Regions from separate parts of the Mus musculus genome. Here region 2 is linked to region 1. The links are chromatin contacts, found by Hi-C in ENCODE. All regions are on one chromosome and are shown on one strand. Each heading gives the region's core, a stretch centred on a gene start or an enhancer-like site at or near the end of the contact. The rest is flanking DNA. Distances are from core to core; before and after follow the strand shown.

Region 1 (2,613 bases), core at 54-2,553:
ACTGAGGTTTTTCAAGACCTGATACTCAAGTAAAATACTTTGGGAAATAGGGTGAGAGCTGCACTGTTCAAAATATACATCTCTGCATCCAGTTATGCTTGAAACAAGAGAGGACAAGAGACAACAGTAGTGAGCAACTGTAGGCACTCTTTGGGGTCGGAGTGGCATTTTAGACATGGTGGGAGGTTTTGTTATAGCAGAGATGATGCCCCCAGAAATGGGATTCATTGATGGCTGGGGAATAATAGACCCCAGAGATGTTCCAAAATAGACACTGGAGAGAAATTTCAAGCATCTTAGAGTAGAGCTGGGGCTACCAAACCTGTGCAGATGCCACCCCAAGGACTCCCCTGTTCCTACTATTGGTGAGAATCCCATGTTTACCCATCATGTGGGAGTGAACTGCAGGATGGTACAAGGAACAGGCTGGCTGTGTACCTGGCATGCTGCTTTACATATACTAGGGTGGGCAAGGGATTCAGTTCTCATTTGCAGGTGACATGACATGCAGTAATGGTTGCATTTATCACTGGTACACAGCCTTACAGCATCTGTTGCATGGGTGAGTGGAGGTAGGCAGAAAATTGCCTTAATATGGGTTCCAGAAATATGTTTCTTAATCTTTCCTCTCTGTAGCAGCCCTGGATTTTTTCTAAGGCCACCTTTACCTCTGCAGTAGCATTGAATGTCTGGAGTTCTTGATACAATCTTTTCCCAGAGAGAACACTTGCATAGCCTTTGAAAAAAGGAACACGTGCTTCTGATGCAAACACAGAGAGAAAAATACGGTTAAAAAACAAATGGATGGTCAAAGCAAGACTCGGTGTTCCTTGTAGCATCTACAAATGCCTTAACTGACTTTTCTCATAGTCAAACCCTCCCAAAGGCTTCAGCCTCACAGTAACAACATGGTTTACATGAGATATACGGAACTAGCAGAAAAACATCCATGACTGGACAGACCTTGACATCTGAACTTCACATAAGCCCAACACTTGCCTCAGCTTCAACTGTGCACAAAAGTTCCCTTCGTCATGAGTGTCATCACAAGCACACCTCTGTCTCCACGTCCCACAAACCCAACAATTTTAACTCAGAGCAGAAAGCATCAATTGTCTTCTGCAGCTCCTTGCCTGTGTCCTCCTAAGGATACCTAGGTCTGTCTCAGGGCCCCAGTTAGATATCTCCATGGGACTGAGATGGGGTGAACAAGGGTACCACTCTCACTTGTATGGAAGGTCAGTTCTCCAGTCACCAGCAAGGTCAGCAGAAGAAGTGTCCCCTTCATGGTGAAGAGTGCTAAATGCTCCTCTCACAGCAGATCCTATTCTCTATAAACCATTATAGCTCTGAGCCCAGCCACACCCATCTGCATACATGCCTCCAGGAATTTCAAACACCTTTTGGGCTACAGCCTAGCACCTGTGGATCTCCTTTCATCTTGTATAGAGGTAGCAGCATGGGGGCCCCTTCCACTCTGAAGAACAAACAGCCTGAGACAGCCTGATGTCATCAGTTTCGGGAGTGTTTTTTGTACCTTTGCCAAAGAGGGTTTAGAGCTGATCTTTGCAAGCAGCCCAAGTTCTGAACAAAATGATCTGTGGTCCTGTTTTACTTGTCACCTGTGCTTCATTGTCAAACTCCTTACCTATTTCTTGGTCCCATTGTCCAAGCTACTGAGACCTTTGTATTGGAAGGCATAGAACAAGGAGACACCATCTACCTCTCTGTGACACTCAGCCAGGGTAGTCCCCAGCTCTTTGGCAGTGTGGATATCCTTGGGGGCTTATGATATTTTTGTACCACAAATTGTGCATCACTCCCCAGTTGCTCATTTCTGTTTTCATGTTCACCTTGTCTACTCTCAGCTCTGTTAGGAACCATGTCTTAAAGTGGTTTGAACAGTATTGTCCTTGTGGTGAGAGCAGTGAATCGTAGAGTGAGGTATTCAACCCTGAACATGAACTCTGAGGTCCACAAACTCTCAAGCTACTGTGAACTGCCTCCCTGTAAACTACACTGCTCCACAGGCCACAGGATGTGCTGTGTGTCTAGAGTGTCTCAAGTTCAGAACAACATACTTACCCTAAGGAAGACATTTCCAGCACAGATATGATTGTCAGCTGTGTGTGTTAGTTCATGCTTCTTAAGACATGCAGGTCTTAAATTTATGCTCACCCTGTTTGCAGTGTGTGATGGTTAATCTCGATGATCATTCTGACTGGGTTGAATGTTGCCAAAAATCAAATTTCTGAGTGGGTGTTTTTAGGTTTGGTCAACTGAGGTGGGTAGACTGACTTTTATGTGGAAGCATGTACGATGGTTACATATAGGGTAGACAGAGGTAACGAAGCTGAGCAGGTCCATTCATGCATCTCTGCTTCCTGATTGTAGATGTGACCAACCACGTCAAGTTCCTTCACTGTGCCTAACTGACTGTGATGGACTGTATCTCTTCAAACTGTGATTTGAAATGTTGCTTCTCACCTGGCATTTTGTCACTAGTTTTCTACAACAGTGGCAATAATTTTTTTAGCATGTGCAAAGCCCTAGGGATATCTTACAGCACTGCACACATAAACAGGAGCAACCAAAGAGATAGCTCAGTGTGCA
Region 2 (2,613 bases), core at 41-2,540, about 110 Mb after region 1:
TACTAGTTGCTGCTCACTGCAGAAGAAGCACCTCTGGCCAAGGTTGAGAGAAGCATGAAAACCCAACATTTTAAAGGCAAAACCCAACATTTAAAAGGCAGTCTGATAACAGGATCATTTAGCAAAACAGCAGAAGGTCCCTGACAGTCCTGTAGCATGTGGGAATTGACACAGAGCAATGCCGCTGATAACTTTTTTCCTACAGCAGCCTGCATAGCAGCTTTTGACACTATGCAAACTAGCAAGCAGGAGGGAAGTTTTCATGTCTGCTCCAACTTGATTTTCTATGTCTTGTGAAACCAACTTGTTAGAAGTTTTAAAACTGTGTAGAGGAAAATAGTGAGTATTAAAGACTGGCATTTTTAATGAACCAGACCAGGTAGCTCTTTGTCTCCAGGTTAGTTTCCTCAATGTAGGGTGGGATGCTTTTGGTATCTTTGCTTGGGAGGGCAGCTTCAACTCCCAACTCCCAAGATCCAGTTAAACACTCTAACTTAGAAAGTGAACAAGAGTGATGTTTTGTAGCTGAGGGGAGGGCATGTGCCTCCTGCCCTTACCATATATCCTCTTCAGACGCGGATTTATGCCCAGTTCCCATCTATGTCAGAGCCATCACCCCCTCCCCATAGCATACAACCAGTGAGTTTTATTTCTCTATACCACAGCTAGTAGCTCTGAGTGAATGAGGGGATCAAGTACGTTGGTCAAGGACATTTTTGCCCCTCAGCCTGCTGAGTGGTTGGCCAAAACAGTGTTCTTAGCTTACAAGATCCCTGTCTTTGTGCTTTGGGTCAGCATGGTTACAGGACAGAACTTATCTTCTAAGCGGGTTGATTCACTGTGAGCCGACAGGCCAGTGGAAAGGAGACTAGAGCTATGGCGCACTCTATGCTCTGATACGAACCAGGAAGGATGCTTCTGGAAGACTATGCATCTCTATGGGGTTCTAGGCTCACACTGCCTAGTAGTAGCTACAGCCACACCCTTCTTAAGTAGACTATAGGCGGGTCCAAACAGGAGGAGGGCTGCTCAGAGCACTTGGAGCTTGAGCGCTTCTGGGAGCCGCAAGCCTACGTGGACCACACAGTGAAGGCCAAGGGACATCCATCTCCTCTCCTTCAGTCCAGTTCCGAATGTTCACCAAGGCTTTCCTCCCGTCTTGGCCCCTCCTCTGCTCCCCATAGGCCCCGCCCCTCGTCCCACCTCCAGTCCCACGCACACTCACTCGCTCCTTTCTACACAACCCCGCCTTCTTCCCCGCCTCTGGCCCCGCCCCGCCCGCCTCTGCTAAGGCGCCTAAGGCCAGGTCTCTGGAGGACCCTGAGCTAGCCATGGCGTTCCCTGGCCCGCGGGTGCTGGTGGTGGGCAGCGGCATCGCGGGGCTGGGCGCTGCGCAGAAGCTCTGCAGCCACCGGGCTGCTCCACACCTGCGGGTTCTGGAGGCCACCGCCAGCGCCGGGGGCCGCATCCGCTCGGAACGCTGCTTCGGTAACCGCTCCTTGGTCGACCCCAGACCCCATCCGGTTCCTACTGAGCCAGGAAGCCTTCCTTTTTTGGCTCCCGGAGTAAAGGAACACACCCTCCGTTCACTGAGCCTGGAAAGTCAACTGCCTAAAGTTAGGAGAGTACTCTCTAGGGAAGGCAACCTAGGGTCCCGCAGTTGCTTTGCTCAGCTTTGGGGTTTCTCGGGTTTCTCCTTAAGTGAAGGAAGCCTGTACAGGCTGTCTCGCCCCTCCCCAGGAGTTCCCGAAATCTGGTCTGACCAAGCCATGCCTTTAGGAACTACTTTACCCTGAGGAACAGGACCCTTGGTCCTGGTATACAAGGGGACCATGTGACTCTCAAGGTGTTCCTAGAGTATGCTTGCGAAAGGGTGGGGCTGCTTTTTCTGGGGAGAGGGCCTCCAGGTAGCATTTCCTGTGCCCTCCTAGGTGGTGTAGTGGAGCTGGGTGCACACTGGATCCATGGGCCCTCCCAGGACAATCCTGTCTTCCAGCTGGCTGCAGAATTCGGGCTCCTGGGGGAGAAAGAATTATCGGAAGAGAACCAGCTTGTGGATACAGGAGGGCACGTGGCCCTGCCCTCCATGATCTGGTCCAGCTCTGGAACAAGTGTGAGCCTGGAGCTGATGACAGAGATGGCCCGTCTGTTCTATGGACTGATAGAGCGGACCCGAGAATTCCTGAATGAATCTGAAACCCCAATGGCCAGTGTTGGAGAGTTCCTGAAGAAGGAGATAAGTCAGCAGGTGGCTAGCTGGACCGAGGATGATGAGGACACCAGAAAGCGCAAGCTGGCTATCCTGAATACTTTCTTCAACATAGAGTGTTGTGTGAGCGGCACCCACAGCATGGACCTGGTGGCTCTTGCACCGTTCGGGGAGTATACAGTGCTGCCTGGGCTGGATTGCATCTTGGCTGGGTATGGGCCATAGCCCTGCCAGCTCTGTCCCTACTGTCCAGGCAGAGGCACTAGACTGGAGAAAGGAGGGAGAAGGGGAGAGAGGAGGAGGCTTGGAGCGGGCAGGTGAGGGCACTGCCCTCCCCATTCAGAGGGATTGGTTTCTCTTTCTCCTAGTTGTGTTTAAGCAAAGATTCGTCTAGGGAATTGAGG

The links. A loop is a pair of places that touch in the nucleus more often than their neighbours do.
Region 2: a loop to region 1 is called in a map of T-helper 17 cell, with 1635 times the contacts of the local background. The contact joins the promoter of Paox here to the promoter of Scgb2b6 in region 1. A Hi-C loop is called at or near these places in 5 of 37 maps with a recorded cell type or tissue (T-helper 1 cell, T-helper 17 cell, T-helper 2 cell and 1 more).

The regions. Positions count from the first base shown.
Region 1 is chr7:31,618,239-31,620,851 of GRCm38, forward strand. It overlaps Scgb2b6 (secretoglobin, family 2B, member 6), which reads right to left and starts at 1,304. Exons shown (of 3, transcript NM_001378690.1): 1 at 1,228-1,304; 2 at 669-760. The coding sequence starts at 1,288.
Region 2 is chr7:140,124,395-140,127,007 of GRCm38, forward strand. It overlaps Paox (polyamine oxidase (exo-N4-amino)), which reads left to right and starts at 1,291. Exons shown (of 7, transcript NM_153783.4): 1 at 1,291-1,488; 2 at 1,932-2,421. The coding sequence starts at 1,332.